Regions from separate parts of the Homo sapiens genome. Here all the other regions are linked to region 1. The links are chromatin contacts, found by Hi-C or POLR2A ChIA-PET in ENCODE. All regions are on one chromosome and are shown on one strand. Each heading gives the region's core, a stretch centred on a gene start or an enhancer-like site at or near the end of the contact. The rest is flanking DNA. Distances are from core to core; before and after follow the strand shown. Region 1 holds the start of TOPBP1 (DNA topoisomerase II binding protein 1). Region 2 holds the start of ASTE1 (asteroid structure-specific endonuclease 1). Region 3 holds the start of NUDT16-DT (NUDT16 divergent transcript).

Evidence for each region. Hi-C counts contacts between places; a loop is a spot of excess contacts on that map. ChIA-PET counts read pairs that join two places held with the same protein, here RNA polymerase II (POLR2A). Pooled maps may share reads with other maps.
Region 2: a map of CD8-positive, alpha-beta T cell shows a loop between it and region 1 (31-fold over the local background). The contact joins the promoter of ASTE1 here to the promoter of TOPBP1 in region 1. A Hi-C loop is called at or near these places in 2 of 168 maps with a recorded cell type or tissue (both CD8-positive, alpha-beta T cell), 1 of 37 single-sample maps with no recorded cell type and 8 of 50 pooled maps.
Region 3: a loop to region 1 is called in a map of naive thymus-derived CD4-positive, alpha-beta T cell, with 11 times the contacts of the local background. The contact joins the promoter of NUDT16-DT here to the promoter of TOPBP1 in region 1. A Hi-C loop is called at or near these places in 1 of 168 maps with a recorded cell type or tissue (naive thymus-derived CD4-positive, alpha-beta T cell) and 8 of 50 pooled maps. POLR2A ChIA-PET finds 5 or more read pairs at or near these places in 2 of 52 experiments (GM12878 and activated T-cell).

What each region holds. Positions count from the first base shown.
Region 1 is chr3:133,659,718-133,663,869 of GRCh38, forward strand. It overlaps TOPBP1 (DNA topoisomerase II binding protein 1), which reads right to left and starts at 2,224. Exons shown (of 28, transcript NM_007027.4): 1 at 2,052-2,224; 2 at 1,327-1,417. The coding sequence starts at 1,410. It overlaps LOC124909487, which reads left to right and starts at 1,509. Exons shown (of 3, transcript XM_047449438.1): 1 at 1,509-1,629; 2 at 1,796-2,316; 3 at 3,182-3,621. The coding sequence starts at 1,509. The coding sequence ends at 3,331. It also overlaps a transcript of TF not described here. RefSeq lists a silencer at 2,011-2,180 and an enhancer at 2,581-2,650.
Region 2 is chr3:131,024,831-131,028,982 of GRCh38, forward strand. ASTE1 (asteroid structure-specific endonuclease 1) reads right to left here and starts at 1,995. Exons shown (of 6, transcript NM_014065.4): 1 at 1,677-1,995; 2 at 644-764; 3 at 1-501. The coding sequence starts at 476. It overlaps NEK11 (NIMA related kinase 11), which reads left to right and starts at 2,047. Exons shown (of 18, transcript NM_024800.5): 1 at 2,047-2,176; 2 at 3,100-3,172. RefSeq lists enhancers at 1,647-1,886, 2,027-2,086, 2,167-2,356.
Region 3 is chr3:131,379,050-131,383,201 of GRCh38, forward strand. NUDT16-DT (NUDT16 divergent transcript) reads right to left here and starts at 2,426. Exons shown (of 4, transcript NR_038976.1): 1 at 2,284-2,426. It overlaps NUDT16 (nudix hydrolase 16), which reads left to right and starts at 2,725. Exons shown (of 3, transcript NM_152395.3): 1 at 2,725-2,893; 2 at 2,997-3,266; 3 at 4,113-4,152. The coding sequence starts at 2,756. RefSeq lists enhancers at 2,034-2,303, 2,595-3,164, 3,165-3,733 and a silencer at 2,414-2,713.

The DNA of each region.
Region 1 (4,152 bases), core at 974-3,473:
CCCTTCCTCTACCCTTCTAGTCTATTCTATTTAAAAATACGTATTTATATATATATATATAGTTTTTGTCTCTCTCCCCTGGAAGTTTCTATGTATCTTGTTTGCTACTATATCCTGACACCCAGTAAGCACTCAGAAATGTTCTGAACCAATTTTGAGGTCCTTATGTTAAATACAGTAATCCCTTTAAAACTGTAAGTCAGATCATGTTTACTCTTCTGATTATCAACCCTCCAATGGCTCTCCACTGAGAGAAAAATGGCCCACAAGGCCCTACATGACCTCTTTACCATTATTCTCTAACGCATTCCTTAGTACTCTTCCCCCATCCCTCACTCACTACACAACAGTACACTAAACTTGGATAGAGACTACAGGCACTTTCCCAGGGGCTGTATAAGGTTGCTCTCTCTGCCTGCAACATTCTTCTCCAGATATCTGCAAGGCTATCTCACCTCCTTCACGTTTACTCAATATCTTTTTCTTCATAAAGCCTACCCTGATCACACCCTATTTAAGATTATAACCCCCTTCTCTTCCCACCCCAAGAAACATCCTCTGGAACCCCTTAACGTGTTTTGCTTTTTTCTCTTCCTAATTTATCATGTCTGATTAGTGTCTATGTCCTCCTGCTAGAATGTAAGCTCTGAAAGAACAGAAATCTTTGCCTGTTCTCATCACTGATAAATCCCAAGTACTAGAGAAGTGCCTATCAAATCATGAACACTTCAATAAATACTTGCTGAATGAATGAAGTTTAAAAAAATCTGCTACAAATGCTTCTCAAACTTTAATGCACACTGAAGATCTTGTTAGAAATGCAGATTCTAAGTCTGGGTTGGAGGCCAAGATTCTGCATTTCGAAGAAACTTCCAGGCCATGCTGATACTGCTGGGTTCTGTGAGAAGCAAGGATCTACATCACCCCTACTATCATCCAATTATTATACTGTACATAATAAAACATAATTTTTAACAATTAACCAAAAAATTTTCAAGTATGACCAGTACACAACTGACTCAAATTTCTACAGCACGCAAAGGACCACTCTGGCTAGGAGACAAATGAAAGCAACTTAATTTCCAAGAACTGTAGGTCAGCCATATTAAACAGCAATGTGATAATAGACTTCCAGCCCCCCGAAATACATAATGATGTACTTAGATCAATTCAAAAATATGTGATAATGATATATCTGTATTAATGTAGACTATAAAATTATTATGAAAGTGAAATATCTACTTCTAAGACATAAAGCCCAACAAATCAAAAACACTTAAAAACAAGAAAATGAATTCACGGTATTAAGATGTTTTCAACTCTTACCTCGAGAGCTTTAAAAAAACATTTGGAATTGTCTGAAGACTTTAAAAACTTCACAAAAAACGGTTCTTTGTCATTTCTGGACATTTCTGAACTGTCAAAATAAAGGAACCATTAACAAGAACAAAACCACATTAGATAAAAAGTTGCATGTTTAACCTACCTATTTTTCTGTGCAGACAAGAATGCCTAAAGACAGACATTCTGGCTCTGCCCGTGAATTCGTCAACGGCATTTCTAAGAAATCCTGGAACTTGGACAAAGCCAAGGTAAAAGATGACAACACCAATCCTTGCAAATCAGACAGCAAAATTAACCCGAATTGAATACACTGAGGAAGGCCCTGCTATGAAGGCTCTAAGCCCTTTAGGCCAATGGACATTCAATTGCACTTGTTTTAAGGATACACAGAGTGTATCTGTCCCTGCGGATACCCACGGCCTGCGAGGTACGTTCATCCCTCAGTAAACAGATTTTAAATATAAACATGGAAGCCAGTTAGCATGGTCTTGGCCCTGCATAAGGCTAGATGCTCCGGTTCCCATCTCCAGGAAAAGGCCTGGCTCTGGGATCACGGAAGCCACGTCCTCTCGGCGTCAAAGGCCCACCCGCCGGCTCCAGGGCCAGTTACCAGGACAGGAAAAGAGGGTCCTGAAGGCCACAGAAGGCATCGCGAACCCCAGTTGGGGCTGGGGAGGAGCTGTGTCCCCACTCCGCGCCTCACTTACCTCGTTGGAGCCTCGGGGTCTCCGGGCGGCGAGTCGGGGGACGCGCTGGCCGCAGGGCGGTGGCTGGGGTCGGGCGCCAGCCCGGCGCACAGCCCCCTCCCCCGACTCGGCGCCGCCCCTACCCCAAAGCAAACGCTGGAGAACCCGGAAATTGCCCAGAACGGGAACCGACTTTCGCGCCAACCGCGCGGCCGCGCTTGCCTTTTCCGGTGGAAGTGACGCCATCGGCAGCTGCAGCAGAAGAGCGGAAATGTCAAACGTGGAGGTGAGCAGTCTGTGGGCGGTGGGGCTTCAGGGAAAGCTTGGGCCGGACCCTTTGGGTTTAGGGCTTTGCTGGGCGGGCCTAGTCTCCGCTGCGAGTAGGCCCAGCGCCGTCGGTTCAAGAGGTAGGACCACAGGCCAGGAATACTCCTTTACTGTTAAAAAAGCCAGGGAAAGAAAGGATTTCCTCAATAGATATTTATTTTACACCTGTCTTATACCAGGCATGCACGGGAAAAGGTATTATCCAAAACAATTCCGTGAGGCAAATAGTGGTAGTTCCATTTTGTAGATGTAAAAACGGAGGAAGTTAAATGATGGGTTCAAGGGCACACGGCTAGTAGGTGGTAGAATTAATACTGCATCCAGGTCTTCTGACTACGGACTGGGTGGTTTCCCTCCAACACAGCAGGAATAGAATCACCGCCTAACACAGCCACAAGATGGCAAGGGAAGAAAGGATGACTTATTACACAGCTAATGCAAAGGGATCTTTGTCAAGATCTTCAATGGTCTCCCCTCCTCCTCCCCTTCAGTGGACATCGCCGTTCTCTTTCTCTGCATCTGCCTCAGTACTGGGGAGATTCTGGGACTGAACCTAAGATTCAGATGGCAGAGAGCAAAGGGAGAGGGGATAAGATGGGCCTGCAAACCTTAGTGATAACCAGCGGAAAACTGATTCGTTGTTGCTTCTTTTCATTTTATTCTTTTTTAAAAAAATTTTTTCTTATTTTATAAAATCTAGCCACTATACTAATGAGGATCATTTTATTATTCACTGCTGAGATTGAGAAAATGACTTTGGATTTACTAATGTAAAAGTATAATGCCATGTCCCTTGATTGTTTTTGTTTTTCTTTTCTTTTTAGAGCCTAAAGATAGTAATGAGCAGCTTGAGTCTTAAGTTTTTGAATACACCGATGGAAGGTGACAAAGATTCTTTGCTTGGCCAAACTTTAGTCAGACTCCTCAACCTTCTCGTAGGTTTATCTGTGCATTTCCTTGGAAAATCCAGTTAGAACCCTCTACCCTCAATATCTGATCAGGTTCCTCATCCTCTACCATCCAAGGTGATGTCTGATCACCTTGACCTATTTTCAGCAAGAAACCCCTTTACTCCTGAAGTTCCTTCTTAGTAATTTTTTATCCAGTGACCCCAAGCTTTTTGTTCCTTGGCTATAAATTCCCACTTGCCCATGGTGTATTTAGAGTTGAGCCCACTCTCTCTCTCCTAATTCAGAATCCCATTGCCATGGTTGCTATACCTATCCTGATGGTCCGGAATAAAATCTGTCTTACTGTGCTTTAATAAATATCATTAATTTTTTTTTTTTTTTTTTTTTACCAGAAATGAGTCAGAATCAATTAACACTGGGGCTCAAAGGTAAAGGCCTATTGCTGGGGGAAGGGTGAAGAAAGCCTTAAAAGCAAAAAAACAAAAATCACTAGAGGTGGGAAAAAAAAGAAACCACAGTTAATTGTTAAGGTGCAAATCTGACCTGAATCTGTAATAACAATTAATATTTCTAGGGCACTTTACAGTTAACATGGGACTCCTGCTCACACTATTCCCGTTTACTCTTTTCAGCAACCCTATAATAGATGGGTATCATTGTCTCATGTTATGGAGATGGGGAAAGTGAAGTTCAGGGACTGTGTCACTTGCCCGTGCCTTTCCTGACACACCACACTGCTCCTGGGCACGTGCTGTCTGCCCATCTCTGTGTGAAGTTCCACACCGGGGAGGGAGCCCATTCCTGGCATTTCTGGGCCAAGTAGAGACCTCACAAGAGAAGGAGATTCATAGATGCTGCTAATGAAGATGAAGAAAATGCACCCT
Region 2 (4,152 bases), core at 745-3,244, 2.6 Mb before region 1:
GATGATAACACAGGGCAATTCCAATGGTTAGCAAGTGTCATAATGTCCCGATCTGCTTCTGAAAAGCACTGGACAAAACACACCCGCAGCTTGATCAAAACCTGTATGAATACTTCCCGGATGAGTAAGGGACATACGTACCCACTCCCACCAACAGAAAGGGAATGGGCCATCTGGATCTTCTCTCTAGCTCTATCCTTTAAAGTTGTAAGCTTTTTATCTGAAATGTCACATCCTCCATCTAATACAACATATGGGCATATATTACAAGCAAACAGTGATTCAAAGAATTTTTGTACAACATCTGCAAAAGAATCATAGTCCCCTCCATACCGGAGATCCAAGTTTGAACTGAAGCAAAGACGGTGGAAAAGAGCATAACCATCAATGACAATTTTTGTGTCCCGCAACTTCAAATCAGTGAAGAACTCATTACTATGATCTTCCACAAAACTCATTAGTCCTCGGATACCCATGATGACAGTCTAAAGAATTAATCGCCTGTTTAAAACAACAGAAAACATTTTCAATTGATGCTAGTTATGGGGCACCAAGTCATTGCTTCCAGCACCATTAAATCAATAGCAAATGTTATGAAGTGCTCTTTAGATAGAACATAGATATCAACATCATAAATTCTTACCTAGATCCTCAAGCAATGTTAGCTGTGCTTTTTCATTCTCCTTTGCTTTCTGATACAAGGCACAAATTCAATGGTTTCATGGGTTGTAATCTTTGGATGGTGACAGAGGCTGCTGCTAATTCTAAAGAAAAATCAGTTGAAGTCCATTACTGACACACCAGTATAGAAGTTCTGTGAACTTTGATTCTTAAGTGGTAATAGTCAACATCTTACAGCACAGAGTATTTGTTTTGTGGGGTCAAAGTAAAAAGTCCTAAGCTAAAAAAAAGATATCATATTCATCTCATAATCACAAAGCATTTGGGCTTCAGTAAAGTAAGGTGTGTAGGACCTATGATAAGGATCAAGTTTTTCTTTTGTATTGACAATCAGTCACGGAACTTCTTTCAGGCTTTGGATTTGTGGGCCCTTCTTAATTGGCATAGTTTTTGGTATAAGGAAAACTGCTTCATGCCTCTAGGAACCCCTCTATCCAGTTACACCCCTAACCACGAGCTCTTTTCATCATCTTATTTTGCATATCTGGCCCAGCTACGCTTCCTCACCTGGCTAACTTAACTCGCAGGATCAGAATTGATGGTTTTTCTTTTGACACCTCGGGCTTCAATATGGCACAGCACGGTACTGTTACTATTACTTAAAATCGTGACATTTTGTCAGTCATGGATTTTTTTTGCTATAATTTTGATTTTTAGAGATTGCATTAAAACTTACCTTGATTACTGAATTTTATTGGCATCCATTTACATTTTACACTTATCTCACCCTAGTTCCAGCCCTGTCAGTATCTCAGAACCTTATCCTGTATAGTACTTATTTCTTTGCAAGATAGTTTTGTAAAGCGTCCATAAGCAGAGACTGTGTCAAGGCGTCCTACGCAAATTACAGGACCTTGCACAGACAGTTGCATAGAGCTGCATAGGGGAAAGGCGGGCAAAAGGTCTGACCTAAGTCTTCAAACACAGGCCTTCATACACCGTGCCACCTCGGCCCTCACAACCCGCCGCCCGGACCTGCAGCAGAGCCCACCTACTCTGTCCTCCCAGAGGAGTAGCTCCTCCATCAGAAGCCCGCTAGAGCCCAGCGAGGACTGGCTCCTGCACGTGAGAGTCCAATCTCAAGAGCGGGAATCGGAAGTCTCCCGGTGTGACGTCTCTGGGAAGTACAGTTCCGTGATGCCGGTGGCGCCAGACTGAGCCAAGGAGCAGGTGTTCTCGGGCCCAGAGGCGCTAAGTAGCTAAAGAGGGCTGGGACGTACGTTCCGAAATGGCTGCTGTCAGGCTAGGAAAGCTTGGCCCGCCGGTCCTCCTCTGCTTTCTCCGCCTACTTGGGTCGGCGAACACTTCCGCCTTGGTGCCGCCTCGCCCCGACTTCCCAGTATGCCCCGCGCCGTCTCCCTGGCCACGGTTCCAAACAGCCGTGGCCCGCGGTGTCTGGCGCTCGGTGGGTGTGGTTGCCCCTAGTTTGAGGCCTGCCCGATTACCCGCAAGACTTGGGCAGCCCCGGGCGCCGCTCCGACCACGACAGGGAAAGGTAAAGCGAACTGTCCTCCTTGGGGCTAGCCAGGCTCCCCTGCGAGGGGGAAGGTAATGGTTTCAAGCTGCCCGGGCTGGGTTCCGAATCTCTAGGACGCCATGGCTGCGATCTCCTCGCTTTCCTGGACATCTTACCTCCGGATGTACTCCAGTCTCAGTGCCCCTCAATAAACGTTAACCTGCTTTGCCAAAATGTAAATGTTTAAAAAGGTGAAGAAGCAAGGAATTGTTCGTTTTACCTTAAGGTTAAGATTTACTTTAAAGGTAGATTTGTGCTGTAGCAGAAACTGGTGACAAATTGCCTTCCTCTTATTACCTGGGAAGATAACTACTGGTTTTCAACTTGTGATAAATACTCCTTCCGTTGTCTTTTGCCCCCAGCCAGATCTGTTTCACCGAGAACGGGTAGTTTGCACAAGGTAGTAACTTTCTCCAAGTTCCCATCTAGCTTTCTTAACTAACCTTTTTTCTCTCCTTTGGGCGGCAGTTGATCTGCTGGACACTTACTTGCCTTAACAAGGTTTGTTAAACACCTAGTATATGCCAGGAGGTATGCCAGGGATTGGGGATGCAGAAATAAAGAAGATGTGTTCGCAGTGCCCAAGTTCACTCAAACCTCGAGGGGGAGCGTGTTGTCAAGTGAACAGATAGTTCTAGAATCTAGACAATGCGACACATTCTTGGGTAGGTTTATGGTTGCGCAGAGGAGACTAATGGAATGGATGACCTAAAAGTGGACTGGGATGGGGGTGGCAGGGCTGAGTCTGTGAGGGTGGGCGGGAGGGAACCTAGTCCCAGAGTCTTCTGCAGCCTGGACCAGACTACTTAAGCACTGCTGGGTTTAGACTGTCCTTTAAAATAAGAGCCGCTAGAAGTGAACTTCTCATTCTGTCCGTCCCTAATTCTGTCCTTCTCTAAAAGGAACCTTAATCTCATCTTTAAAATAAGGAGAATTACTGAGTGACCTGAAGGACCCTTTTCAGCTGGAAAGTCTGTAAGTCCATATATTTATTTGAACAGCTTAGTATGGCCAGACGGCATCACTTTTATGACAGTGAAGGGGAAGTAAAAACAAAAGGTATATTTAGAGGCCTGCTCTGTAGTTGTTTTTCCAGCAGATTTTACTAACGTGTCTTTGGAAGGGAAAAGAAAAAGCTGGTAACTAATCTCACTGGTATTAGGTACAACTTAACTGATTCATACATTTTAAGAAGGAAAATGTTGTAAATGGGCATTTACTTATGTTCTGTTTTGAGGATTTTTGTGGTTAATTGCCCTAGTAGTTTTTGTGGTTGACGGACACCACCACGTAAAGCCCATTGACCATCCTTAAAAACTAGGTTTTTGTCTCATAGCTTTGGAATTGTTGAATATGAAAACCTAACTTCAAGGTGTAGGCAGTTTTCAATTTAAAATGTTATTTCTATATAGATTTAAAACAAAAGCACACTTTTCTTGATAACTAACAAAACATTTAACATTCTGATGAAATAAAAGTGATTTTACTTTGTACCTACTCATATGAAACAGTCCTGCCTTTCTTTTTTTTGTTTTTGTTTTTGTTTTTGTTTTTGTTGAGATGGAGTCTTACTCTGTCGCCCAGGCTGGAGTGCAGTGGCGAGATCTCACTGCAAGCTCCGCCTCCTGGGTTCACGCTATTCTCCTGCCTCAGCCTCCCGAGTAGCTGGGACTGCAGGCGCCCGCTACAATGCCCGGCTAATTTTTTTGTATTAGACGGGGTTTCACCGTGTTAGCCAGGATGGTCTCGATCTCCTGACCTCGTGATCCGCCCGCCTTGGCCTCCCAAAGTGCTGGTACTACAGGCGTGAGCCACTGCGCCCGGCCTAAACAGTCCTGCCTTTCATAACTGCCACGTCTCATAGCTCCCTGAGGAATTACAGATTTATCTGTAGCATTTATATTCCACTGACATTAAATGGGATTTTAGGTTTGAATTGAATTTGTAACTCTTCC
Region 3 (4,152 bases), core at 1,176-3,675, 2.3 Mb before region 1:
CCAATGATGATCATTCCCTAGATTCCATTAATTCTTTAAAGTTTAACAAATGTTAAAATTTTGATTGGCTCTGTCCTTCCTCTTTGATTACCTGGAATACTTTGTGAAATAAATTTCCTCTCATTAACTATTTGGTGGCCCTGAGGAAGAGCTCATATAAAAAAGGCAGGATAAATGCTTAGTTCTTTTCATTATTATTTTTAAAATAATAGATTGGTTTTCTAGAATCTTCCCATGCTGACTACAGAGTTATTTTTGGTTCCAGGTACCATTATGAACTTGGAACAGCTCTTTAGGTACATGGCTCAGCCCTCTACCTGCAGCCTTGAGTCCTGGGCATTCTGCCTTAGGATAGTGGAATGGGGGATGGTTGGTGGGGGTGGGGCAGAGGCAGAGAAGGATTTGAAAGGGATGGCAAGGTTGGGGGCTCTAAAGGACTTCCATATTCATCATATTCATCTAGAAAAAGCTCTGGTCTCCAAAATCATGAAAACTCGTACAGCTGTTGCCTTGGTTTTACAGTTTTTCATGTTGCCTTTGAAATCTTTGAAGTCATCTTGAAAAGTCCATCTTTAAAGTCTCAAGTAACCAGGAAAGAAAGAACAGCTTGAAGATCTGGAAAGGGCATGTTTGATCCTAAATCATTAAAGGTAGCCTATCTAGGAGAAAAACCAAGTCGCCTTTGGAATGCTAGTGGAAGGGGGAAGGCCCCGGTTCTCCACCCTGGTTATTAGTTACCTAAAACATATTTTAAAAACCGCATATGTCCCTGTAGGACCCCATACATTCTGATTCAACTGGTCTGTGGTAGGAAAAAGTGGCAGCTTTTAAAAATTTTTAGAAGCTTTTTGCGAGGTGACTCTAATGTTAAAGCAGGGCTATTTCCAAACCCCCTGGAACTCTAGCAGGCCAGTGACAATTGTATCACACCTACAGACTCATCACTTTAATGCAGTTGCTTCATGTTATTAGATAATATCCCTGCCCCACAACGCAGAAGACTAAGCTAGGAAAGATGATGTCATACAGCTCATCCCTCCTTCAAACACTGGAGCGTGATGAGTGCAGCTCAGTTCCAACACTTGGGTCTTTATTTATTATTATTATTTTTTGTAGAGACGGGGTCTCGCTATGTTGCCCAGACTGGTCTCAAATTCATGACCTTGAATGATCCTCTCACCTCGCCTCTCACAGTGCTGGGATTATAGGTATGTGCCCAGCCCTGGCTCCTCAACGTAAGACATAGCACTGTGCCCCAACCCTCAACTCCAAGAATGGCTACATTTACTTTCTGCCTGGCACTGTTCTAAGTGCCTAACATATCTCAACATCCCTAATAGGTTGGTATCATCTCCACTTAACAGATGAGCTGCTGGGATCTGAGAGAGTTAAGTGACTTGTTAAGGTCACAAACCTGTTTCTGGGTGGGTCCGGACTCTTTCCCACCATATGCCGTCACTTACAGGCTGTGAGTTTATGCCCAGCCCCCCTCAAGGAGCTGCCTCCTGCTTTCTATTGCATAATCAATATCGACACCTGGTGTAGGGGCGCTCTGCAGGGTGGGGAAGGCCTGGCCTGGAGTGAGGGATCCTGCATCTCAGCATCAGGCCCTGAGTAGGCCTCTGCCCTTGTGGTAGGGTAACCCACCCTCCTTCATAGCTCAGAGGTCTGAGGGGGTTTGAGGGAAAGACTAGAAAGCCTAGGAGGCTTCTTCTATCTCTCACCCCTCCTCACTCCCAGTCCTGTGCCACAGGATTTCACTCACAGCTCCTTCCACCCCCACCCTTCCCCTGAAAATCTCACTGCCCTGTGACTTCTCTATGTGCCACTCCCTGTGCGTCAGACCCCCACGATCAGCTGCCCACTGCCTATGGCCACCCCAATTCCTTAGAACTACACTTATCACTGCTCACCCTTCTCCTACTCTCCCCCTCTCAGAAAATGACACCACATCCAGGAAACTCGGAACCACCACTAGCCCAGCGCTCCCTCTTCCCCATTCACTCAGTCACCAAGTCCCCTCAATTTCACCACTCAAGATAGTTGTCAGACCATGGCGCCTGTCCATCTCCATTTCCCTAGGATAGGCCTTGGTGTCTGAGGCCAACCCTGCCTCATTTCCTCCTAACCCCCACCCAGGCCTTGTGCTTTGTGTACCACCACACCCAACCAAAGGTAGTTATTACTTCTTTGGCTCCCAGCACTCAACTGAGCGCCCCAGCTCTTCCTCACCTGCCGGGACACTCCAGCTGACTCCAGATTGCGACGCAGGCGTTTACGTACCAGCCTTTCTCCAGGTTCAGGGCGCTGCCACATCTTCAGCCCCGACCCGCCGCAAGTCTCATTTCCTCCTAACCCCAACCCAGGCCTTGTGCTTTGTGTACCACCGAACCCAACCAAAGCTAGTTCCCTGACTTGCTCTTTTGGCTCCCAGGAGCCTTTAGGTACCGGCCTTGCGCCAGGTTTAGGGCGCGGCCACACCTCTAGCCCCGCCCCACCGCAGGCCCAACCCAGAGGCTGCTTTCGGTTACCCTAGGGTTCCTGGGCCCTGGACTTCAACCCGGTCTGCAAGCCCCGCCCTGATTAGCTGCCTCCCGCACCGGTCGCGGCGCCCCGCCCCCAGGCGCCTAGGTTCCTCCCCTTATCCCTGCAGGGATTGGGCCTTGCAGCACCGCCCAGGCTCGGATTGGTCCGAGGTGAGACCCGCCCCTCTGCCCATTGGGCCTTCGGGACAGCAGAGGAGCAGTGTCCGGCCATGGCCGGAGCCCGCAGGCTGGAGCTAGGCGAGGCCCTGGCGCTGGGGTCGGGCTGGCGTCATGCGTGCCACGCTCTCCTCTACGCGCCGGACCCTGGGATGCTCTTCGGCCGCATCCCGCTGCGCTACGCCATACTGGTGAGAAGGGGGCGCGCCCGGCCACTTTCTGCCTGAGCCCCGCACCCTCTCTGGTGGTCTCCTCTGGGGCGCCCCTGCCAATCCCCGCTTCCCCCTCCCGCAGATGCAGATGCGCTTCGATGGACGCCTGGGCTTCCCCGGCGGATTCGTGGACACGCAGGACAGAAGCCTAGAGGACGGGCTGAACCGCGAGCTGCGCGAGGAGCTGGGCGAAGCGGCTGCCGCTTTCCGCGTGGAGCGCACTGACTACCGCAGCTCCCACGTCGGGTCAGGGCCACGCGTTGTGGCCCACTTCTATGCCAAGCGTCTGACGCTCGAGGAGCTGTTGGCTGTGGAGGCCGGCGCAACACGCGCCAAGGACCACGGGCTGGAGGTGGGACCAGCCTGGGACTCTGTCCCTTTCCCAATTTCCTCTTCTCCCAAAGCTTTCTCTCCCCCAAGAAAGCATCCCTGGAGAAAAGTCTTTGCCCCTCTGACCTTGCCCTCTCCCCAGCTTTCTTGGTGGAGTTGGGATCGTGATCATCTATACTCTGAATTAGTACTGCCAACCTGGGCTTTCTGTAAAGGTCTTTCCCACCCTTTACCAGGAGAGATCCTTTCTAGAACACACTCATCCATGTCTCTCTGCTGTTCCCTATTGACAGTGTGATAGATTATCACATTATCTAGGTGTGGCAACCTAGGTTTTATTCTTGGGGTTTGCTTTTCTTGTGTAGGAGATGTGGCCCTGATATTTCAGGCAGGGCTAGTAGATAGATTATGTATGAAGGTGGTTCTCAAAATTTGGCAGGTAGCAGAATCATCGGGGCGTCTTATTAAAATAGCGATTTCTCTCAGCATTCCTGCATTGGTGGTGGGGCGGGGGGAGAGGAAACCTGAGAATTTGTAGTTTTCAAAAGTTCCCAAATAATGCTGATGCAAATAATCTGAGGACCACATTTTGACAACCACTGGTGAAAGGGTATGAATACATCTTTGAGGCAGTAGCCACTAGAGGTTTAGAAGCAGATGTGGGAAAGATTAATTGATAGAGCTAGATAATATGTTTTGGGTCATTTTCCTGCAGAAGGTTGGGCCACTAGGCTTTAGTGAGGTGTGAGCCTTGGGCCTGGTTCTGCTGGAGTATTAAGGGGTGAGGCCTGATCTGCTGGAGAAAGGATGGAGTTAAGGGAATGAGCCACCTGGGGCCCTAGTGTCTCCTGTCTCCTTCCTTTTACAGGTGCTGGGCCTGGTGCGAGTGCCCCTGTATACCCTGCGGG